Regions from separate parts of the Homo sapiens genome. Here regions 2 and 3 are each linked to region 1. Evidence: chromatin loops called from intact Hi-C (ENCODE). Cell type or tissue: ascending aorta. All regions are shown on one strand.

Region 1 (8,000 bases):
GCCGGGGCCCCTCCGGCCCGCGCCCGCCGCGCAGCACTGGCCAGCGCTGGCTGCTCCACAACGCCGCGCCGCGCAGGAAGCCCGCGCTGCCCGCGCGCCCCAGACCCGCGCCCGGCGCCTCGGCGGCCGCCAGCTCCAGGCGGTTCACCTCCAGGAAAGTCATGCTGGCCGGCCGGGGCCGCGGAGTCGGCTCCCCGCGGGTGCGGCTGCGCCGGGTCGGCGCGGGGCTGGACGCGGGGCTGGGCGCAGGCGAGACGGGCGGTCCCGAGGGCGCCAGGCCCCGGCGGCCGAGGCGCGGGCGCAGGAGGCCGAGCAAAAGGCCGCGGGCGCCGGTGGGCGGCGGCTCCGGGCCGCCCGAGCACACGCTCCGCGGCCGCGCCGGCTGCTCACTGGCGGCGCAGAGGGCGGCCTGCAGGGCGGCGGCAGCGCGGCCGGCCGAGGCGCCGTGCAGGTCCAGCGAGTCGCAGACGCTGTGGGCGCGGCGGCAAGCGGCGGGCCGCTCCCCGGGACAGCTGTCCCCCTGCGGCCAGCCCCGCTCCATGCTCAGGGCCGGCGGGCGCGGGCCAGGCCCATGGCGAGGGGCACGGGGCTGGGCCCGGGCCGGGGCCGCGGCCGGGGCGCACGGACCTCCGGCCTCTGGGCACCTGGTGTGGGCCGACCGAGTCCCTCAACTCCTCCACCTCGCGGCCGGCAAGCCCAGACCTGGAGAGGCCGGGAGTCAGCCCAGCCCGGAGAGAGAGGCGGCAAGTCTGGCCTGGAACGCCCGGGAACGGCGGCGCGGCGCGGGGGAGCCGGCCTGCTGGGGCAGCCCCTGGGAGCCCTCGAAAACAGGAAATTCCAGCCCAGGGCGCCTCCTAGGATCCGGCAGGTAGGTGAGGAGCTGTCATTACGAGCAGGCCAACTAAATAACAGTCCTCAGTCCACCACACACTGGGCCCCATTTTGGAGAAAAGCGGGCCATTTCTCATTCTTCAAAGGAAGAGCCAGAAGAGCCAAGAACATGAGGCCCAGAAGTATGACAAGCCTGAGTGAGACGTCAGAGGCAGCCATGCCGGGTCTGCGCGCGTGTCCTCGTCTGCAGCACGCGAGCTTCAACGAGGTGGTCCTGTCTTAGTTTCGGCTCTGACATTCTGAGGTCGAGAGTTGCTGGCTGCTACAGTCGGTTTCTGTTGATGACTGAGGCTGTCTTCTTTGGAGATTATAAAATCCAGAAGATACTCATCTGTCTGGACTGAGTTAAGCGTCCTGCCTAAGGGCAGCAGAGAAGTCAAAGATAACCTCCGCTGCAGTTCTGGGTGAGTGACTCACTTCTGAGGCCCGGACCTCTCCAGGCCCCTGCTGCTCACTGGGTCTCACCTCCTGTCGGGATGATGGGCTGAGATCAAGTGGTAGCCTGCGGTACTGGCTCCAGCCTGACGTTCTGTAAATGAAAACACTCCTCCAAGCTCCGAGGCCCTTCCAATTCATGACTGTGGGCTGCCTGGACACCCAGTAAACCCAGAGCTCACCCAGAATTGGAGGCAAGAGCTCCCCGGCTGTGATTGACACTGCATTGTAAACATCAGTCCTCTCCCAGGCTCTGAAGCCCAGCCAGTTTCCGGTCATCCATAAAGTCAGAAACCACTGGCTGCCTCAATACCAGCCACGGATCAGGAGAAACCAGTTTAAGTAGTGGCAAGGGACCAGGGGCTTGCATTTCCTTTAAAAAGACAATACTGCCCACTTTCCTCCACCCCCAGTCCAGCCCAACTCCCAGCGTCCCTTTCAGCTTTAGAATTCCATGGACCTGGTCAGAGCCAAGTGGGAGATACAAGTGGCACATTCCTGAGGGGCTGAGTGGGAATGCCTAAGGAAGGCAGGGCCTCTCCATCCTAGGTGCTCCCTGCAGAAAAGAGCGCTGGAAATTCCCAAGTCCTGGGCTGGATCTCCCAGGCCTGGAGAGGCCCTGGTGGTGAGTTTGTATTTCCGTGGGACTAGTTATTAGCGTTGGTGAAGACGGCTTCTTCCTGTATGGGATGCATGTTCCCCCCACAATGGAAGTACCAGCAGAGGGGCCCTTCCCAGGTCCCCAGGCAGGTACAGAGACAAGAACACAACTCAGTGAAGCCGGCCAACGTCACTGAGCTGCAGATCAAAAGGAAACACATTCTGCCTTGACTTCCCTATCTACGTGTATCTGCCCTCTCTCTCACGCACAACAGGGAATGGCTGTTCTGCCAAAGAATAAGGCTGCCCACTCACAAGCTCATCCTGCAAGCCAGTGAAAATGCAAGCAAAGGGTCGGGCGCGGTGGCTCACACCTGTAATCCCAACACTTTGGGAGGCTGAGGCAGGCGGATCACCTGAGGTCAGGAGTCCGAGACCAGCCTGGCCAACGTAGTGAAACCCCATCTCTACTAAAAATACAAAAAATTAGGCACCGTGTCTCGCGCCTGTAATCCCAGCGCTTTGGGAGGCCGAGGCAGGCAGATCACTTGAGTCCAGGAGTTGGAGACCAGCCTGGGCAACATGGTGAAACCCCGTCTCTACAAAAAAAATATGAAAAATTAGCCAGGCATGGTGGCACGAGCCTGTGGTCCCAGCTACTTGAGAGGCTGACGTGGGAGGATCGCTTGAGCCCAGAGGGTCCAGGTTGCCGTGAGCCAAGATGGAGCCACTGCATTCCAGCCTGGGCCACAGAGTGAGACCCTGTCTCAATAAATAAGAAGCAAGCACAGGACAGCAGCTATGGGAGCCGACCTCTGGAGACGGAGAGGGGATGGGGACACGGTATCCGACAGGGGATGGATCACTTTAGAACCTAGCTGCCTCTTTCAGTGGGAGAACAGTAGGATGGGAAAGAAGGGGGTTAAGGCCCCAGCTGCACACATGCTGGACACACACACACACACACACACACACACACACACACACACGTCTCGGGGAAGGCAGGCAGCAATCCCAGTCCCCAAAAGAACATCTTACAGTCTCAGAAGACATGTAGTCCCACTGCACCTGCAGAATCAGTCCAAGGAGAAAGTGCCACCTGGGTCAACTCCCAAACCCAGAACAGCTTTCTCTTCCTCACCTGGCTGCCCTCTCCTTCCCAGTCCTTTTCCCCAGAAAACTTTCCTGACCCGGAGAAACTAGACAGGGAAGGGCACCTGCTCCCACATAAATGTCTCAGGACATCAAGCCAGTCAAAGACCCCGAAAAGGAGAACAGCTGCAGGCACACACCTCTTTTGCTCATTGGGTCAGCCCAGGGTCAGAGATAAGGTCTCTGTTGTGCCTGATAAGATTCTGCTCCAAAGACACGCAGCAAACACAGCTGTGCTCGACACAGACAGCCACTACCTACTGGGCCCGAAGGAAATTAGGACAAACCTAAAAAGCTCCAGGCTGGGACTACACGAACAGTACTGAAATCCCACAACACAAGCCCTCACGTCAGTTCTCTGTTTATTAAGGCCACCGGAAACGCTGGACTGAATGTGACTCTCAGGGGCTGAGAGGCTCCATGGCAGTTTCTGGGGGACTAAGAGGAAATCTCTCACAAATGCCCGCAGTGTGCATCCTGGGGCAGGACGAACACAGCCTGCCCCGGAGCCAGAGAGCGCAGAAGCCGGGCTCAAGACCCCCTTCTGTGGACTACCTGGATGTCAGGAGGAGAAGCCGACTCTAGTTATGCCCAGTTTCTGTGCTGGCCTGGGCCTCGGGTGCCCTGCTTGCGTGTGCACAGGGGGGTGAGGGGCCGGGGGGGTCATGACGGGGAGAGAGAACACCCCTGGGCAGGTGTGAGGTGTGAGACCCTGCCAGAAAGAGAAAGCTGGTCCTGAGGATGTGGGAACTGGTCGCCTCCAGGTGTGTGTTGCTTGATCCACTGGTGAGCCCTGGCTGTGCCCGCTGCAGCCCACGTGGCCCACAGGGAGTTGGCAGATTTCTTTCGAGGAGATGAGGGAGGATGGATAAGCCTTCTCCTGAAAGCCGGAGCTTGTGGCCAGCTCCGCAGGGTGTGGAGCAGAACCACCAGCAGCCAGGTGTGGTCCCAGAACCACCGTGGCCCTCCCAAACAGTCAGGCCCTTCTTGCCCACAAGGTGGCAGCAAAACATCTTCCTGCAGCCGGGGCTGAGGCAGTGGCTGGGAAGGCTGGCAGGATGCTAGGGCTGGCCACACACCCGCCACTGAGCCCGGGAGGCAGTGGGGGCCACACCAAGACCCCTTCGCCCCCCAGGACTGGCTGGTGTCCAGCAGGCTCTCCAAGTTGGAGCTTAGGGAATCAGAGGAGAAGACGGGGGGCGGGGGGAGAGCGCTCAGGATGCCTCCCCAGTGGGGCCACAGTCCTCCCTAAGTGTCCCAGCAGCTGTCCCGAGACAACTCGAGTTGCTGCAGCAGCAGCCATGGACCTAAATTCCACCCCTAACAGCTCCATTCCAGCATCCCCCATTTTCAACAGCACCACATGAGCTCTGGAGCCGCACAAGCCAAAAGCCTGCTAGTAACACCCTCCATTCCCTTCCTTACCACTCCCCCAGCCCAATCCGTGTCAGTCCTGGTGGCGCTCCCTCCTAAATGTGGCCCAGATCCATCACCAGCTCCTTTCTTCAACTCAAAGGCAAGCCACCATCCTCCCGGGCCTAAGCACCACATCAGCTTCCTAGGGGTCTCCCATCTCCAGCCTCCATCACCACCACTGCCAAGTGATTTCCTTTACAGCTGGGGCGGACCTCTTCAGACCAGAACCTGGTCACCTCTCAGCAAAGCCCTGCAATGGCTCTCCAGCTGGCGTAGAATGGCACCCAATCCCCTTATTCTGTTCCAGTGCCCCGTGTGCTCCTGACTACCTGCTTGCTCTCACCTGACACCCTCCCCAGGACCCGCCTCCATCCCCATCCAGCCTTGACACCTCCCGGGCCTCTGCCCTGCTTGTCCCTGAAGGCATTTGGACCGTGGCTGAAGCATCCCTTCCTTGGGAGGCTGACCATCTCAGTGACCATGCTAACATCATCTAACACTTGCCACTGTCAGCAAGTGCCCCCACAACAGAACTCTGCCAGGCACATGAAGGTGGCCATGATTCCCCGAGTGAATGAGTGGAAGTCTTTGCTGAGCATGCACTGTGCTCCCAGGGCTTTTGGCCTCTTTGTGGGGAGGAAGGCCTAAGAGAGATGGGCCCTGGCTGGGCCAGTCTTTTGAGAGAAGTCACAGGCACAGGCAAAATAATCTGCACAGGCCCCAAGTTGAAAGGCACGGCGCACCCTGGAGTTGAGAAAGCTGGATTCAAGTTCAGCCTCTGGCACCTATTGGTGGGTGACCAGCCACGGTCTCCTTAACCTCAGGTCTGTCTGTAAATTAGGAATGGCCCAGCTTCCAGCTAAAGGTGCTGTGCAGGCCAGCCCTGTGAGCATGGAGGGCCGCATGGTGCCTGGCGTGCAGCGGGCAAGCAACAGAAGGAGCTGCTCCTATTGCGCAAGGGAGAGCCAGAGTGGACGCTGGGATCACTGAAACCAGCCCTCTCCACATCAGAAAGCCAGGCAGATGCAGTCAGCCCATGAAACCTTAGCAGCTCCCCCTCAGCTTGGCTTTGATTCCTGGGCTGGTCCCTCCATCTCCCCTCTAAGAGACCTCAGAGATACGGAGGACCCTGGAGAGCCCTGAGTCCTAACCCCCAGGACCTCAGAATGTGACCTTATTTGGAAATAGGGTTGTTGCAGATGTAATTAAGATGAGGTCATACTTGAGTAGGGTGGGCCCTGAATCCAATCTGACTCGTGTCCTTATAAAAGGGGGGAATTTGGGCATGTCGACAGACACCAAGGGAAGTCAATGTGAAGAGATGCAGGGAGAAGACGGCATCGACAAGCCAGGAAGAGAGGTGTGGGGCGGATCTCTCCCTAGTGCCTTCAGAGGGGGCGTGGCCTTGCCCACACCTTTATCTCAGACATCTGGCCTCCACAACTGTGACACAGTAAACTTTTTGGTTTTTGAGACAGGGTCTCCCTCTGTTAACCAGGCAATCACAGCTCACTGCAGCCTCGACTTCCTAAGCTCAAGCAATCCTCCTGCCTCGGCCTCCCAAGTAGCTGGGACTTTAGGCATGCAACACCATGTCCAGCTATTTTTTCTTTGTTTTCTTTGTTTTTTGTTTTTTGTTTTTTTTTTTTTTTACAGAGGTGGGAGTCTCACTATGCTGCCTATGCTGGTCTAGAACTCCTGGGCTCAAGTGATCAACTGGCCTTGACCTTCCAAAGTGCTGGGATTACAGGCATGGGCCACCGCAGCCAGCTAGGAACAGACTTAGGTTGTTTCAAACCACCCTGTTTACAATGGTTTATTACCACAGCCCTAGGAAGCTATGAGCTCTCCAGAAAAGCTAGTGCATACTGGGAAGAACACACAGGTGTTTTCTGAGGAGGTCCGAGTCCCCTTAATCCCTGCCATGGGTTCCAGGTTCAGAACTCGTGTTCTGGTTCATCCTCTCCTTTTAGAGATGAGGGCATTGACACCCAGAGAGGGGAAGTCACTTGCCTGCAGTTACACAGCCCAGCAGTGACAGAGCCTGGGCAGGGCCCAGGACTCCAGAATCCCAGGCTGGAGCTTGGGCCTCTAAGTCATCATTTCACATTATTTTTTGAGTGCTTACTAAGTGCATTCAGGGCAAGCAGACTGAAGTCTCTGCCCCACCCTGCCTCAAGGTGACGCGGCTGGCAGTCTGGACTGGCGTAGGACCCAGCCTACATCCTTGGGACCCTCCGAAGGCTGCTCTGAGGCCCGGGGATTCTGCCCCATCTCCAGAGGTCAGGATGTCGGTCTGAGAGCTCCCCAGTGACTTTGGTCCTCTCCTCCCCAGGGAAAAGCTGAGGGAGAGAAGGCGGCAGAGGTGCTGGTGGGGGTGCGGGTGGCAGAGAGAGCCACAGGACCGAGAGCAGTGCAAGGAGCAGGGAAACTGAGATTACCCCAGGGTGGGGGTGGGAGTGGCTGTCATTCCAGCCGAAAATGGCCTTTCGACACCAGGCCGGTGACATGGCGGTATTGTAGTACTACAGATGGTACTTGAGAGCAGTTTGTTTTCCTGTCTATCCATGAGCTCTGTGCTGGGTGCAATGGTGGACAGGACAAAGGCCCTCCCCTCGAAGACTCGGTCCCTTAGCATGTCCCCCATCTGGCCTCCTGGCTTTGTCCCATCTGGCCATGTTCTAAGACCCTGGAAGTGCCCGTGACGCCACTCCAGCTCTGACCAGCAACAGCAACTGTGGGCTTAGCTCTGCTTTCTAGCAGCTCCTCCCTGGAGAGGAACGCGACCAGCATGTGCTGCACCCCCCGCATGGGCCGGTGCCGTGCCAGAGGATCCTACACCTCACAGCATCTCCAGCCCTCCCATGGCCTGAAGGGTGGGGGCAGGAGGTGGGCCACCACCACAGGGTGGGACGGTGGGGGCTCCAGACTCAGAATATGAAGCATCGTACGGCTCTATGCCGTGTTGCACCTTTTTCTCATAACTGACCCATCGCCTACACTTTCGACATTTAAAAATGTGGTTCTCTCTGAACAGGCAGGCCAGCTGCAGTCCCATGAGCTAGAGTTCTGCCTCTTCCAACCCAATGAGCCTCTAAAATGCATTCCAAGTATGAGATTCATTCCCTGTCAGCAGCACCATCCCTTCCACTTGCCTTTGTATTTTTTACAAAAGTAAAAAAAAAAAAATTTTTTTGAGACGGTCTCATTTTGTCACCCAGGCTGGAGTGCAATGGCGCCATCACAGCTCACTGCAGCCTTGACCTCCTGGGCTCAATCGATCCTCCCGCCTCAGCCTCCTAAGTAGCTGGGACTACAGGTGTGCCACCTCGCCCAGCTAGGTTTAGTATTTTTTTTGTAGAGACCGCTTTCACCATGTTGCCCAGGCTGGCCTCCCAACTCCTGAGCTCAAGCAATCTGCCTGCCTTGGCCTCCCAAAGTACTGGGATTACAGGCATGAGCCATCGTGCCTGGCCCCAAAAGCAAAAACTTTTTTTTTTTTTTTT
Region 2 (8,000 bases), 210 kb after region 1:
GGGGTGATGTGGGATGGGAAGAAGCAGGGAGCCCCCCGCCCGGTAGGCTTAGGGGGGTAGGGGAGAGGGGGAGAAGAGAGAGGGACAAATAGAGACAGAGAAAGAGAGAGAGAGGTATGGAGAGAGAGATGGAGAGAGGCCGGGCGTGGTGGCTCACGCCTGTAATCCCAGCACTTTGGGAGGCAGAGGCGGGCGGATCACGAGGTCAGGAGATTGAGACCATCCTGGCTAACACGGTGAAACCCCGTCTCTACTAAAAATACAAAAAATTAGCCGGACGTGGTGGTGGGCGCCTGCAATCCCAGCTACTCAGGGGGCTGAGGCAGGAGAATGGCGTCAACCTGGGAGGCAGAGCTTGCAGTGAGCCGAGATCACGCCACTGCACTCCAGCCTGGGTGACAGAGCGAGACTCCGTCTCAAAAAAAAAAAAAAAAAAAGAGAGATGGAGAGAGAGGAGGAGGTGAAGGAGAAGGAGGAGGAGGGAGTCCCAGCGTGAGGAGGCGCTTCTGCTGTGGCCGTCTGACCTCAGGGCCCACCTATTGCTTTCCTCGTGCCTGGCCCCAGCATGTTCTTCTGGGCACTGCCCTCCCCACTCAGCCACAATGTTCCTACAGGTCCGTCCATTGCCCCATGGTCCATGGTCCTGAGCCCTGAGATGTCTTTCTTGGGAGTTTGCAAACTGGCCTGGGAATAGAGACTCTCTCTCAGGCTGCAGGGCCTGCAGTGTCCTCAAAGGCCATGGCCCTGCAAGAGGAAAAAGATGAGAATGAAATCAACCAGTTCAGGCGTGAGCGCCCGGCCAGCTCCTCCCAGAGGCAGGTCCCTGCCCTTCTCCAGGGTCTGGTTGTTGAACGTTCCTTCACTGGGCTCGACTCCCAGGCATCTTGTCAAAGTTCATCTCCTTTTTCTTGATCTTGTTCAAGTTGAAGTTTTATCACTTGCAACCAAAAAGGTCCTGAGTAACACAAAATGACCGGTATCAGTGGTAAAGAGGAGCCTGAAGGAGAGGCTCCAGGAGAGGGTGGCCTGGGAAAGACATTGTAAAGGTGTGGCTCCTGGGGATGGGGGTGGGGCCCCAGCTGCCTGTGCTGGGTGTGCACATGCTCTGTCTCTCTGTCTCTCTCTGAGTCTCTATCTCCCTCCCTCTGAGTTTTCATCTCTGTCACTCTGTCTCATTTTCTCAGCTCAGTAGAGACATTGGCCCTCTTTTCCAAGCTCCCTATTTTGCCCTGTCTCCTTCACTCTCTGCTGCTGACCCGCTGCTAATATGCTCTGCCTCAGCAGCCTCCCCACCCCGCAGCCCAACTGTTCCCGCGCCATCCACGACCATTCCTGCAGGCTCAGGGACAAGCTGGGCTTTGACACATGCCCTTGACTCCTACCCCCTTGGTAACATTTCCCACCCCCACCCTGCAGTCCAGCTCTCCCTCCTGGGTCCCGATGTGGGCGGTGGCAGTATATCTGTGCCCAAGCTTGATGCCCCCTCCTTCCTTCTGTGTGTCCTGGATTCTCTGAGATCTGGTGCTTTAACCTCTGGGATCCTTCCTGGATGTGCCTCTTCTTTCAAAGCCTCCTACCTTGGCCCTGATTTAGACTCCTATCATCTCTCGTATGAAGATTTTCTGTCTCCTGCATGATTTCTCTGTTTTTGTTCCTCCCTAATCCACCCCCCACCCCGCTGTCATCATGGCAAGCTCACAGATCTCTTTGTGCCACTGCCATGCAGAGAGCTCTGCCAAGGCCCCGCCAGCTGTGCAGTAAACCCCAAGGTCGGGCCCTCTCCAGGCTCAGCCAGGCAACTGCCCACCTGTCACATTTTACTCCAGGCACCCTGGACTATTACAGCTCCCAGCACAGAATGCAGTGATGTTTCTCAACTGTGTGCCTTCGATCAAGCTGTCGCCCTCGGTTGGAACACCCCCTCCACAGTTCCCCAAGCCTGGCTCACTCTGATGCATTGGACCTCTGCCAGACCCCTCCCCTCGCCATACCCCAGCCTGCAGGGAGAGGTAACCTCTGCATTTACACCACAATTTCTAGTTACTTCCTCATGAATCAGTGCTTCCCACTAAGCAGCAGGGGCCTTGAGGTTGTGGGGCCTCTGATTTCACCTCTTTGTAGTATAGTCCAGATATTCAATAAACAGGGACTCAGGCCTCACGGAGCAAGGAGGGGACGGGCCGAGGCTGCCTGGGCCGGACACAGAGCTGCAAGGGTGAGTGCAGTGCATGTGCAGTGTGGCTGGGGAGGGAGCTCAAGTTCGCTCTGCAGAGGCTTGGCTGCAGCAGCAGCCCTTTGATCCCCGAGTTACAGACCTTGCCCTGGGCCGGTTCTTCCTGCTCTGGAGCTGGGGGCAGGGACAATATCACAGAGTAAGGCCAGTCTGGACTCTAGAAAAGTGTCTCTAAACTGGGAGACTCCTCCATCCCACCCAGAGTCCAGAAGCAGGCTAGGGTCCCCTCCATCCAGAAAGAAGGTGCCCTCCCCGCAGCAAGCTGGAAACACCAGAGTCGACTGGAATTCCAGGTTTACTGAGGGCCTGCTGTGTTCCAGGTCCCAGAGGTGTAGGTCCTGGAGGTGTAAAAATGAGCCAGGGGCTTTCAACCCAGCGAGGCAGAGAGGCAAGTGAGGCCAGGGGTGAGAGCAGCTGGGTAAGCACAGGGAAGAGGCCCCGGTACCCGCGAGTGCTCCATGGTACAGAGCCTGGGTTCTCACTGGAGAGAGAGACAGAGTAAGTGCAAGTGCATAAGGCAATTCCCTACAGCAACAGTGAGGGCAGAAGACAGGGCTGTGGGGGCTGGGTCGCCGTGGAGAAAGTCTCTTTGGGAAGTGACATTTGAACTGGATGCGCTGGGTTTACCTTTTAAGGTCAGGAGAGGCAGACGCAGAGGAATCAGAAGATGCAAGGCCCTGAGGTGGAAACAAGTTTTGGTGTGGCTGGAAATGAGGATGTCATAATTTTGTCAAAGTAATGCTGCCCAGGCCAGGTGCCGTGGTTCACACCTGTCACCCCAACGCCTTGGGAGGCCGAGGCAGGAGGATCACTGAGCCCAGGAGTTTGAGACCAGCCTGGGCAACATAGTGAGACCCCTACTCTAAAAAAAAAATTAGCCAGGCATGGTGCACACCTGTAGTCCCAGATATTTAGGAGGCTGAGGTGGGAGAACTGCTTGAGCCCAGGAGTTCAAGGCTGCAGGAGTGACCTGTGATTGCACCACTGCACTCCATCCTGGAAGACAGAGAGAGACTCTGTCTCTAAAATAATAATCATAATAACAAACAGCTCTCAAACTCAGTGCATTATGACAACCAGTGTTAATTACTCTCATACTCACAGGTCTCAGATGGCTATAATTTGGCTGATCCAGGATAGGTGTGGCTGGACGGCCCTGCCTTAGGCTGTAGGTAGCCTGGGTTTGACGCAAGTTCAGGTGGTTGCACCAAGTTTGTCCTGGGGCACAGCAGAGGCTCTCTGGAGGAAGCTCTTCTTACCCTGGACTTCTGGAGTGGAAAGAAGGAGCCAGGCCATGTGGGCGCATGGAGTGCTTCTGCTAGTTCCATCCTCCAACAGCCCCAGGGCCAAAACACGTCAGGTGGTCAAGTCCAACATCAATGAGCAGGGGAGTCTATACGGGAGGAGTGTGAGTATTTGCTGAATAATAATAACCCAGACTGTCACCCGCCACCTCAGAGAGGAGCTGTGAGGACGGAGGGAGTCACTGCCTGGTTTGTGCACATGTTAAATGCTTACCCCATGCTAACTGATACGTGGAGGATGTAGGGATGGGTCAGATTCTCAAGGTCTTGATAAATCACGTTGAAAATTTTGGGAGCCATGGAGGCTTCAATCAGAAGGGTGACAGGGTTTGATCTGGATTTCAGAGCAACCCCTCTGGAAGCCGCGTTGAGGTTGGTCTGATGGAGGCGAGACTGGGGTCTCAGGGTGATGAGCAGTAAGTCATCATGGGGAAAGGAAAGATGGAACGAATTCAGGAAATGCTGGGAAGGTGGGACTCACGGGTAGATGGCAGAGGGGCTGTGTGGAGGGAAGCAGGTGCCTAGGCTCTCGGTTCTTGGCTTGGGTCAAGGGACATGATGATAGACCCTGGGCTGGGGAGCACAGGAGGAAGGGCTGGCCTGTGCAGGGGATAGAGGAGGTGATAAACCGGCTTAGACATGTGGAGTGTGAGGTTCTCACAGGACGTTTAGGTAGAGGTACAGGTCTTGGCGTGTAAGAGAAGAATATGGACATGGGACATATATTTGGGAGTCAAATCGGTTAAGGGGCAGGCAGGAAGTGAGCCCCAGTTATTGAGGTTTCCAGGGAATGGGAAATATGCTGGGTTGGCGCAGGGGAACTCCAGTGGCGCATATTCACATGTGGCTGACGTCGCCGTGAGATAGCCATCCTCATATTCTTCTTCTAAACTAAAGCCTGAAATTACTTGGGGGTGGCAAAGCCCAGCAAAAGAGCCCACCCCCAGCCTCCATGGCTAAGGCTTGGCCAATGAGTTGTAAGACAAGTGATGTCTGTGAATTCCGGCAAAGCACAGTGAAGGTAGCCATACCCTTCTCTGTCCCCTCCTCCATCCTACTGCCTGACTTGTATGAGATGGCTGGAGCTCTGGCAGTCACCGTGGACTAGGAGGCTGGGGGCTACATCCCAGGTGGAGGCCGTGAGGAGGAAGGAGGCTGCGTGCCCTAGGCCTTCATGGGGCCCCTAAGCCACTCAGGACTGTGTTTACAGAGAAACACGACTGTCTCTTGTTGAAGCCGCTGTGAACACATTTTTCTGTTCCATTCAGCTGAACTTGGTCCACAGGGAGCCATTTTGAGTCTGCCGTTCTTGGTCAAGCCTCACCCCGGGGGCATTTCCAGCCTCTGTTTTCTCCGCGGGATTAATAAGAGGCAGCCGTGCCCGGTCCAGTCGCCGCGAGGTGTTGTGCGCCACCTGGTGGTCGCGTGGCAGACAGCATTCCTCCAAGCGAGACAGCACCAGCGGCTAAAATGCAGCTATCTGCACCTCGAACCCAGCCCATCTTTTAGCCAATGACAAGCCAAGTGCCCCAGAGTCCTGCATGGCAGTGGACGCTGACAAGAACTCCAGGAATTCCAGATTGCATGGAGCTTCTCGGCTCAGGTGTGTTTTCGGAATCAACTGCGGGCAGTTTCCAAGGAGCCAGTTGGCGGTCCCTGCGTCTCCTCGTCCAGGTCGTGAACTTCTGTACTAAAGGATTCCATGTGACCCCTCTGCTGCAGACTCTGGTCTCAGAGCAATAGTGAGAGCTGGAGAGAAGGGAGGGAGATGACTCACTGCTTTACTGAGCAGGAAATTAACACCAAGGGAGCCTAACCTGGCAGCAGCCTGGAAAAATTGGTTTGCGGTGGTTTGAGCAGTGGGCAAAGTGGGTTTATGTGGGCGAGCTTATTAACACTTCCTTTTGCTGACTGCGGGTACAAGCTTGAAATGGCCAACAGTGCAGCAAATAGAGACCAAGTTGCAAAAATGAGTCTTCATCTCACTGAAGTTTGAGAAATTGCAGAGGCTCGTGGAGAGACTCCTGGTGCCAGGACACGCAGGTCTCCACCCAATCTGGCCACTCTGTGTGTGACCCGGGGCCCGTCCTCTGTCTCCAGGCTCCCCTTGCTACATGAGGTGGCCGGAACACTGCCTGGGTTTTGAGGCCAAGGGTTTGTAGGTGTTGGTGAAGAGAAGGGGCCCCCAGGCTAGGTGAGGGGACCTCAGTTACCTCCCCCTTTCCCAATCATCCTTTTCTGAGGCCACCTTCAATTGCTACCCTATCCTAAAAGGCCTCGAAAAGCAACAGGCTCTGGTGTCCCGACATCTTCTGGTTTCCTCTTCTTTCTGTGAAACAACTGAGTCTCAGCTTTTCTCATTTGCATCCCCACCTGGCAGCTGAAGAGCCGCAAACAAAATAACACCTGCTTTACATGAAGGGGAAGTGACTTGGGGCTGGAGTGAGAGGTGGGCCCGGGTCATAAGTCCTTGTTTGTTTTCTTCTTTCCTTACACTGCTTGGTGGGTTCTTCGTGGTCCTCCGCAAAGAGGGTTTGGGAATGGCGGGTGTCTCTCTCACTCGGAGCCAGCCCCTGTCTCTCTTCTGCACTGTTCCTGAGCCTGGGGTGGGTGTCTGGAGCGAATGGACTGGATTCCTCCCCAGCCCCAGGGTCTCTGTCTCTGGTGAGGGGCAGGTGGCTGTGTGTTGAACAAGCCTCTCCCTCCTCTGATCCACAACCAAACACATACAGGGATGTCCCGGGTAACTCTGGGAGTGTCCCTGTCTCTGGCCCTGCATTCTGGGGTCTGTGAACTGCAAATTGCTAGATGGAGGGATCTGCCTACCCCAAAGGGGAATTTCCAGGGAGAGGGATCTGTCCACCCCAAGGGGTGTGGCCAGGGATCCTCCTCCAGGAGATGAACCCCACAGACATGACTTTGGGTCCAAGCACCATCAATGCCATTTCCTGGGGCTGCATGGCTGGGAACCAGTTTGCCGACCAGTCGGAGCTAGATAGGGAGGGGGCAGGGCCGAAGTGGAGGTCTCCCCCTTTCCTTTCACTGCCTTTCTACATGCGGTGCTGGTCCTGGATCTGTTGTCCTGAGACTCTACACTTGTCCTCTCCCTCCTCTGCCATGTCTTGTGGGGACAGACCCCTGCAAGTGGTATCTCCCACACTTCCAGGTTCCACCCATGGGAGGCCTGAGCATGAGACAGAGGGGGCTGGACCTTCTCTCCCTTTCTCTCCAGCTGCGACAGACAGGCCCCCAGGGCTCCCAGCTTCCACTGGTGACCCGGCTGCAGGGTCTGGGAACTCCACGCCCTCCCTCTGCCCCTGCCTCTCTGGGCATTGCTGTCTCTGGAGTACCCACCCTGTTTATCTCTTAGTTCACCCATCCTCCCAGCTTCCAGTTCCCTGAAGTCCAGTGTCTCCGTGCTAAGTCTCCCAGCAGTCCCTGATTCCCAACCCGTGTGTCTTGCTGGATCTTCCTTCCCCACCTTAATCAGGCTGGCGCAGATCCCACCATAGTTTTTTGATTGTGTTTGTGTGTGAAACAGGTCTGTCAAGTTCAACCAACATCTGACATCCAGTTCAGTTTTGCCTCTCCTCCCAGCTCTGCTGGACCCCAGGTCCAAGGCTCCTACCCTGGGGAGGGGCAGGTCTGGCCGTCCCCTCCTCTCTTCCTCTCCCACACCTGCTGATGCTCCTGGGGCCAGGATGGAGGGGAGGGGGCTTGGAGGAAAAGTGGCCCCACTGGCGTGGCCATTTTTGCTTACATGGACCCTTGGGCTCTGGGTGGCTGATATGCAACACTGGCTCTTCTGCTGGATGCAGGTGTGTGTTCTTCCGAGCATCATGGACCTGGACCTGCACAGTGCCCTGATGACCTGTCCCCTGCTGTCCACCCCACAGCCTCTAACTGCATAGTTCTCCTCGTCTGCCTGGCTGCCCTCTTAGAAGGGGGTGTTACTGGATTCCTGTGGCCACCACCACAAGGTGCATAAACTGGGTGACTCAAAACAACAGAAATGTATTCTTTCATGGTTCTGGAGGCCAGAAGGTCAAAATCAAGGTGTTGGTAGGGCCACGCTCCTTCTGCAACCTCTAGGGGAGCATGCTTCCTTATCCATCTGGCTTCTGGTAGCCCCAGGTGTTTCATGGTTTGTGAAAGCATCACTGCAATCTCTGCCTCTGTCTGCATATGGGCTTCTTCTTTGAGTGTGTATGTGTCTCTCTGTGTCTTCTCTTCTTCTTATAAGGACACTGGCCATTGGATTAGGGTCCACGCTACTCTAGCGTGACCTCGTCTTAACTGATCACATCTGCAAAGACCTGTTTCCAAATAAGGTCACAGTGATAGGTACCAAGGGTTAGAACTTCAATATATCTTTTTGGAGGACACAGTTCAACCCACAACAGGTGCAGACACACCTTGGAAATATTGTGGGTTCACTTTCAGACCCCGCAATAAAGCAAATA
Region 3 (8,000 bases), 50 kb after region 1:
CTGTAACAGGGACCCACATGGGCAGGAGTGACCAGGCCAGGGCCCTGCCGACATGCCCTAGGAGCCCGCACCCAGCGCACCTGCACCGAGGAGGGTGTGGAGACAGGGGACGGCTGAGTGAGAGCCCGGGCCCCCTCAGCCTCGCTGGCCTCATCCTCATCTTCCTCCCCCTCCTCAATGGTCGGGGTTTCTCCAGTCGGGGAGGCTCCCGGGCGCCTTCGAGGCTTCCGTCCTGGGCCCTGGGGTGTCTTGCGGCGGCGTGCATCCGGAGGCAGGTGGGTGGACAGTGGGTGATGGATGTGGTGGGAGGACTGGCGGTGGTCTGCAGGGAGGAGGGGGACTTGGCTGTGGCAGGCACAGTGTCCCTCCCCTGCCATCCTGCCCCCTAGCCCCACTCCTCCCACTAGGACCCCAGTCCCTTCTTTGCTGGACAGTCAAACCTGATCCCCCCACCTCCCCCTCCCCTGCCTGCCCCCTCACACTCAAAGTCTTCCTCCCCATAGCTGCGGCCTGGCTCCTCCCCTCCACGAGACCCGGCCTCCTGTAGGATCTCCTCAAACCGCTCCACGCCCAGGGTGCGGTGAAGTTCGTCTTCCTCCTGCTCGGGGAACCCAGGCGTCCCAGGGCCCAAGCTCTCTGGCTCTGGCTGTGAGGAAGAAGGCAGAGAGAAAACACACAGGGCTCACTGGGAATTGTACCCCGAAACCTCACCCTTCCCAGTGCCAGAGACCCAGGAACCCTCCCCCGCCAGCAGCTATCTCCTCTAATGCTGGTGGCTCTATATGCCCCCAGCAGCTGTCCCTTAAATATAGGGACCCAGGCCAGGCACAGTGGCTCACACCTGTAATCCCAGCACTTTGGGAGGCTGAGGTGGGTGGATTGCTGGAGGTCAGGAGTTCAAGACCAGCCTGACCAACATGGTGAAACCCCATCTCTACTAAAAACACAAAAATTAGCCAGGCGTGGTGGCGGACACCAGTAATCCCAGCTACTCAGGAGGCTGAGGCAGGAGAATTACTTGAACCTGGGAGGCGGAGGTTGCAGTGAGCCAAGATCGTGCCACTGCACTCCAGCCTGGGTGACAGAGTGAGACTCCGTCTCAAAACAAAAACAAAAAAAAAGGAAACAAATATAGGGACCCAGTCCTCCCAAGCAGTCTGCCCCCTCAAATGCAGGAAGCCAGTCACCCTACCAGTAGACATCCCTTCAAACACAGTGACCCAGTGTCCCCCCAGCAGTCTGCCCCCTCAGATGCAGAGACCCAGTCCCCCCAGCAGCTGTCCCCTGGGTTCTGAGCTACCCTCATCCCAGCCCAGCCCCCTTGGCTGTGTAGTCAGTTCAGGGCAGGTGGAAGAAATCCCGTGTGTCCAGCCCATCTGCAGCCTGGAGGGAGGGCGTGTGAACCGGGAAGTTCACATGACAGATAGTGAAGAAACTCCAGTTGGCCTGAGGACAACTGCTGAGCCCAAAAAGTAACTTCTGGCGGCGCCCAAGCTAACCGACCCAGAGCCTGTCCGAGTCAAACAAACCCAGCCCCGCAGGGACCGGAATGGATGCCCTTCAGCCCCCAGGAGAGCTCCCCCAGCCCCCAGGCCCCCGGCCCGAGCCCTGGGCCAGGTCCCTAGCCCCACCCCTCACCCCACCCCCACAGCCCCCACCTGAGTCATCCTGCGGGCGCGGAGCAGCGGCCGGCCGGCACAGCCGGCAGGGAATGCGGCGCTTGTAAGAGCTCAGCCCAGCTAAGCGGCAGCCGCCTGGCCAGGCAGCCTTGGTCCAGCCCCCCACCCACCCACGGTCTCAGCTCCAGGCGCCGCCAAATATTTGCTCAAGAGCTTCTGGACCTGAAGGGCATCGGGATCTCCAAGGGCGGGGGTATGCAGCCCCCTCCATAGCGGTGCCAGCAGCCAGAACAAGGAAGAGCGCGGGGAGGGCTGGGGTGAAGGGCGGGTCTTAGGGGCGAGGTGGGGACTGGAGCAGCTGGGACTGGCAGAACACCGGATAAGAGAAGGTGAGCGGGCCAGGGGGCTGGCTTCTCCCCTCTGTGAGGAAGGCTCCTGTCCATCTCCTGGCTCCCCTAAGCGCCCAGCCCCACTCCCACCAGAAGCAGCCCCGTGGGACGAGGGGACGGGGAGAGGCGCAGGGAGCTTGCCGCCATGGGGAGAGAGGGTCGCAGACCCCTCGCACCTGAGGCCGCAGGAGGAAGTCCATGGCCGGCAGGGGTGAACCTGAGAAGGAGGGGGAGGGGACCAGCCTGTGCCCCTTCCCAGTCACGTGCCCCTCTGGGCCAGTGTGACCAATAGCGGAGCTGATTGTGGCACGGGGTTAATCATTAAGACTCCTTAGGAAAATCCAAAGGGGGCCATGTGGAGCGGTGGCCACGTGGGGGCAGGGAGGGGCGGGCCTGGGTGGCACGTGGGCAGGGGGCGTGGCCAGTCGTGGCAGGCGAGCTCCGCCCAGAACCCTGGCCCGCGTGCAGACTTGACCTGCGCCTCTAAGGCCAGCCGGGTCTGAGACGGGTTGCTGGGTGAGAGACCCAGGGTTCTCAAAGTTCCTCAACCGCTGAGGCTAAGCTACCTAGGTCTTCAGGTAACAGCCTCAACTCCCTCCCCAGGACTGGAAGACGTCTGATACCCCCACTACCCATCCCCCCCTACGACCATCATGCAAAGTCAGGGTAGGGATGGCAGCATCCTCCCAGTCTCCACACTCACACACGCTCACACCCCTGGTTGGCGAGGACCCTTGGCCGGAGCACCCAAGGCTGCCCAGGGAGGGAAGGTTGGGCTGGCGACCTGGGGGCCACACTCACCGTACAGAAAGAATCTGCGCCCTTGGCGGGGCGCCGAGGGGCGCTGCTCATGGCCGAATCTTAGCCCTTTTCGCTGTCGCTGCGGCTTTCAGGGCAACGAGGCGGAGGCATAACCTGGATGGGGGAGAGGCCTGATCACCATCGAGAGCCCTGGGAGGGCAGGAGCCACCACGCGCAGGCTGCGCTGCTGGGGATCCTCCTGGAGTATGAAGGGCCTCAGAGTGGCCCTTAGCGGCAGCCACAGCACAGAGGAGAGTTATTTATAGGAAGAAAAGAGAAGAACAAGGAGACAGGAGAGGACTGAGGCGAGGGGGGCCGAAAAGGGCCGAGAGGCTGAGTAGAGGGAGGAGGAGAGAGGAGGTGGGAAAGGCCGCAAGAAAAATGAGGGAGAAAGGAGTCAAGGCCCAGGCCCGGAGAGAAAGCAACAAAGATGAGGGAGGGAGTGATAATGAGCTGGGGAAAGAGGGGAGTGAAGGCCCAGGCAGACAACGGAGCCTCGCAGGGTCAGGGCACCCACCAGAGGTGGGCCTGAGACCAGAGAGGGTGTGGTGGGGAGGGTGAGACACCCCGTGGAGCCGGGGCCGGGCTGCCGAGACAGGAAGCAGACGAATGGAAGAACTCTGGAGAGAGCCCAAGATGCCCCTGCAGGGAGGGGGTGCCCCCTCCCCAGTACAGGCCGGCAGGAGGCTTCCCTCCCCCAGGTCCTTGGGGACCGGCAGGAGGGAAGCAGGCTGGCTGGGTGGAGGGCAGGAGCTCAACTCCACTCACTCACTGAGAGAGAGGAAGGCACAGAAGGTGGGCATGGGCTGGGCAGAGCTTTATAATGGGGGAGGGGCATGTGATGGGCTGGGAGGGGGTGGGCACCGCAACCTTGAGGTTCTGCCTCTGAGGGGCAGTCTGGATCCCGCCCCTCTAGAGCCTGGAGCCAGGAAAATCTGAGTGGCAGTGCTGCCACCCTCCTGACTGTGACTGTAGGGAGTCTGGGGAGGACACTGTGTGGTGGGGGCAGAGAAGGAGCTGCAGGAGGGAGCCCAATCCCTGCAAATAGGGGGCGCATTCCTAGCGGGTCAGCACAGGGGGCACCCAAGACTGGCAAAAAGTGACGGTACCCAACAACCCATGCTCCCAGTGTGTTGCTGGGGACTGGGGGTGCCTGACTTAGGAGTAAGACAAGTCAGTGTAGCGTCAAACAATATAGGTCTGGGGGGGTCACCCAGGATGGGGAGCCTGGCAACACATTCTTGGCAAGCACTCCAACTTGGCTAACCACGCTCTTCCCCTCCCCCTCAGCAGGCCTTCAGCCAGGGCGGGTGGTGTGGGTGAGCGTGAGTGCACCCAGTCTGGGAAGGGTGTGGGGAGAGTCCGCCCAGAGCACCTGCAGGCGCCCACTCCCACCTCAGGCTGTGCCCTCGTCGCGCTCCTCCACACTCCTCTGCACCCCCTCCCCTGCTGTCCCAGAACACAAAGCAGCTTCTGTCCAGAGCATCGGTGCCGATAATCCGGGTAGGGGCACATTCCCGGGACCAGCCCCGACCGGCCCAGAGGATTAGTATCTCTCCCCTTGACCAAGGGATTAGCACCTCGGACCCCCACTTGGGCATTAACCACCCCCCAAGTGAACTCGTAAATTCCGCAGCTCTTCCATGTGGGGCTGGCGGGGGAAACGAAGGGGGATAAAGTAGACCCTGGGTTTCAGGCAGTGCCGCCTCTCACACCCAGCACAGAACTTCCCGCCTGGACAAACCGACCCCGGGAGTCAGGTCCAACTCTCCGGGCTCATCTTTCCCATTCCCACCCAGCTGCTCCCTCTTCTGTCTGACCCCTTGTCCGACCTTACCCGCCACCCGCCTTTCCTGGCTTCGCCTCTCAACCCGGAGATTGGGGATGGGGGCCCCGGGCAACCCCCAGTCTGGGCGCCCCGGACGGGACTGAAGGACTATGCGGGGGGGCCGGAGGGGAGGGGTGGTCTGGAGCCAGCCGGGGAGTGGGAGGGCCGGCGGCGCCTCGGGGAGACTACCCCCTCCTGGTGGCAGGGGGCGCGGCACCCTGGCTTTAGGGAACTCTGAGAAGGGGACCCCGGAATGCCCGCTTCCGACCAGCACTCCATCCGCCTCCCCATCCTTCTCCCCAAGACCGCGGTTCCCCGCGCCCCAGTCTCCGCCCTTTCCTCCACTTCCACTCCCTCCCCGCTCGAGTCCCGAGTTCCCCCCTCTCCTTCCCCCTCCCTTCCTCCCTCTGCGGCCCTGGCCGTCCCCCGCCACCACCTCTCCGCCTACCCGCTCGCTCTGGACTTCGTGCCCCGGGGGTCTCGGGGTCTCTCCCCGTCCTCCGGCGCACTCGCGCGCTCCCGACGACTGCCCCGTGCCCACCCCGGGGCGCGCCCCCGCCGCTCCCAACTTCTCCCAACTCAACTTTCCCCCGCGCCGCGGGCAGGCCAGCCCCCTGCGTGCGCGCCCCCCGGCGCACCGTGCGCGGTCCCGCCTTCGCGGGTGGGGAGGCGGGAGCGGGGGCCGGGGCGGGGGCGCGCTTCCAGGCACAGCCCGGCACCAGGGGCCGCCCCCGCCGTCCCTCTGCCCCAAGCTTCTCCACTCGGGGCTCGGGAGCCCCGAGGATGCCGTCCCTTGGCTCCATTACGGCACCTCTGAGTGTAAAGGAGCCCTTCTCACGCTAGGGATCCCAGGCAGCAAAACGCAGGCACAAGGAAATTCGGGGAAGTCGAAACATAAACGTATCGGGGTTGAGATTCTCTTGCCCCCCTCAATAACCCCCGTGCCTCCAAGAAAGCCCCTGAGGGACGGGTGGCGAGTGGGTGAGAAGGGTGACAGGGGCTGGAGGCTGGCCGCCCGGTACCCTGAGCTGATCTGGGAGAGGGTAACTTGTTAGAGGCTCTCCACTTCCAGAGAGGGACAGAGATTCGCTGTGCTGGCCTCCTTCCTCTTGAATGGAACCTCCACACTGAACCGAACCCTAGGCAGAGCCATCACTTATCATTCAAGACCTTTGTGTGTAGTTCTTTTTTGCCCAACGAAATCACAAAGTCTTCCAGATAAGGAATACACTTTTTGCTTCTTTTCCCTTGTGTATGCAAAAGCATTCAGATAGAAACGAGTTAATTAACACGTGTTTAGCAGCAACTCTGGTTCCGGTGCTGAGGAGTGCTGTTTGGGATCCTTTTCCCTCGGTCCATAGCCCTCAAGAATGCAATCATGAGACAATTAGAGAGGCAGCGTAAGGGAATCTATAATCAGCTCCTTTAAGGGGTGAGGCAGAGGCTGCTGCAAGTTGAGCATCGGTCTGTGGTCTTGTCTGTGGAGGGGGTTAACCAACCTGCCTGCCACACCCTGGCTGACTCCAGTGGGCCCTGTTCCGGAGACTGGGGTCTGAGGGGGACCCCCAGGGCTCCACCCAGTTTTCCTCAGCATGTCAGAGTTCAGCGGCTAGAGTCGGGTGGGCTCCGAGACAACAAACGGGGCTCAGCAGAGAGGGGGTCTTTGGCGTGTGTCCCTCCACTAAAATCCAGCCTCGAAGGGGCACAGCTGTTCTCCCAGCCCTGCGGTCAGCTGTTCCCTGTGAGGTCATCATCGCTCACAGGCATTCCCCAGTCAATTCTGGGGTCACTAGGTGGCTTGGGGAGAGGTGGAAACCCGTGCTGAGGTCGTCAAGAGGCCGTTGGGAACACAATGCCACCAACCAGGTCAGCGCTGGGCCGCCAGTGCCCGGGATCTAGGCCGCCAAACCCCAAACCCCTAACCGAGAGCGCTCCGCCCCCATTTCCGCTGCATTCTGGAACGCGTAGTCCCGGAGCGGCCCTTTTCAAGAGGGCTGGGAGCACATAAAAGGAATAACAACAGCGGGGCACACTGGGAACCACGGCGCCGCGGCGGGGCGCCCGGAAAACGGACACGCGTTGCTTCCTGGGACTTGAAGTCCAAGGTTTGCCTCCGCGGTAGAAACGGAGCCCTGGAGTCGAGTGCTGCAGAGAGCGTGAGCGCAGACGGCTGGGGGTTGTAGTCTTCTTGTCCTCGGTCTCGGGCATTGCGGGGAGACCTAGTCGTTTTAGGACTACAAGCCCCAGAAGGCCCTGCGCGGGCAGACGGGGCGGGGCTGGAGGCTCAGGTGCCGCCTCCTCTGCAACGCCGGGGCCAGAGTCTTAAAACCGAGGGCCCGCAGGGGTCCCCGCGGCCGCCGCGATGCAGAAATACGAGAAACTGGAAAAGATTGGGGAAGGTAATGGAATCTCGAGATGTTCCTGCAAGAGCTCCTCTGCAGATCCTTCGGCATTCCTTGAAGCCCTGGCTCCCTTACCGTCAGCAATGCCTACAGGCTCCGATCTCAGCAGCGGCTGCAGCCCTGGCCCCCTAGCTCAGCACTCCGTGCAGACACCAGTCTTCCCCGTGTTAGCATTTCCCGCAGGGCTCTCACTCCAACCTTAGCGTTCCCAGTAGACCCGACCTCCCAACCGCGACACTTCCTGAAATTTCTCACCCCAGCCTCAGCAGCACTTGGACAACCTCACCCCGACCCCCAGCCTCGTTTCTTGCTGCAGACCTCCAACCTCAATATTTCTGCAGCCCCTCAGTCCTCTCCCAGACCCCTCCTCACTATTTCCAGACCCTTCCGGAGCACCGCCTTCATTTTAGACATCCTTGCCCTGGCAACCGCACTCGCCCCTCCTGCCGAGCCCCTGGAGCCTCGGTGGGCACCTTCTCCTCCCTCCCCACCTGCCACATCCTCACTCACAAAGCTCACCAACCTACCTTCACCCTGAATCCCTTCCCTTGCATACTGAGACGCTGCCTTCACCTCTCTCAGGAGGCATTTCCTGGCTTAGGGAAGAGTGCCGCATCCTCACCCTGACCCCTGACCTCCTTCCCCTAGGCACCTACGGAACTGTGTTCAAGGCCAAAAACCGGGAGACTCATGAGATCGTGGCTCTGAAACGGGTGAGGCTGGATGACGATGATGAGGTAGGACTGGGGAGTGGGATACGGCCTGGGGAGGGGTTTGAGGGCCTGGGCTGGGTGGGATCTGACTGCTGCCCACCGGCCCCCTCACATATGCAGGGTGTGCCGAGTTCCGCCCTCCGGGAGATCTGCCTACTCAAGGAGCTGAAGCACAAGAACATCGTCAGGTGTGCGGGAGGCGGGTGCTCCTTGCCGGTGTGGCCGCTTGGGGGAGGCGGGGGCTGACA

The links. Hi-C counts contacts between places; a loop is a spot of excess contacts. Peaks named below come from ENCODE experiments on the same cell type or tissue, not always from the same donor. Only the 100,000 strongest peaks of a DNase experiment are listed, where the experiment ranks them.
Region 2: a loop joins it to region 1, with 10 times the contacts of the local background. A loop is called at or near these places in 52 of 110 quality-filtered maps.
Region 3: it touches region 1 in a loop (3-fold over the local background); 35 of 110 quality-filtered maps call a loop at or near these places.

The regions. Positions count from the first base shown.
Region 1 is chr7:151,107,312-151,115,311 of GRCh38, reverse strand. The region is part of intron 1 of AGAP3 (ArfGAP with GTPase domain, ankyrin repeat and PH domain 3); the gene reads right to left. Among named protein-coding and RNA genes, the nearest start is that of AGAP3, 25 kb to the right of the region's middle. RefSeq lists a silencer at 1-39 and an enhancer at 6,472-7,134. In ascending aorta, a CTCF peak has its summit at 4,074 (motif pointing right); a DNase peak (open chromatin) is centred at 4,091; H3K4me3 peaks cover 256 bases; H3K27ac peaks cover 897 bases; H3K27me3 peaks cover 437 bases.
Region 2 is chr7:150,895,610-150,903,609 of GRCh38, reverse strand. No RefSeq gene overlaps it. Among named protein-coding and RNA genes, the nearest start is that of AOC1, 47 kb to the right of the region's middle. RefSeq lists silencers at 4,852-4,911, 4,929-5,089 and an enhancer at 4,795-5,089. In ascending aorta, a CTCF peak has its summit at 4,954 (motif pointing left); a DNase peak (open chromatin) is centred at 4,949; H3K27ac peaks cover 327 bases; H3K27me3 peaks cover 832 bases.
Region 3 is chr7:151,056,848-151,064,847 of GRCh38, reverse strand. CDK5 (cyclin dependent kinase 5) reads left to right here and starts at 6,951. Exons shown (of 12, transcript NM_004935.4): 1 at 6,951-7,036; 2 at 7,688-7,776; 3 at 7,873-7,940. The coding sequence starts at 7,000. It overlaps SLC4A2 (solute carrier family 4 member 2), which reads right to left and starts at 5,259. Exons shown (of 23, transcript NM_003040.4): 1 at 5,086-5,259; 2 at 2,810-2,923; 3 at 481-646; 4 at 81-322. The coding sequence starts at 2,860. LOC128092247 reads right to left here and starts at 2,920. Exons shown (of 1, transcript NM_001414898.1): 1 at 2,870-2,920. The coding sequence starts at 2,920. The coding sequence ends at 2,870. RefSeq lists enhancers at 3,558-4,465, 5,989-6,078, 6,119-6,168, 6,249-6,528, 6,679-6,728 and 2 more and silencers at 4,566-5,155, 5,196-5,385. In ascending aorta, a CTCF peak has its summit at 4,834 (motif pointing left); DNase peaks (open chromatin) are centred at 2,308, 3,761, 5,027, 6,747 and 2 weaker places; H3K4me3 peaks cover 6,502 bases; H3K27ac peaks cover 6,205 bases.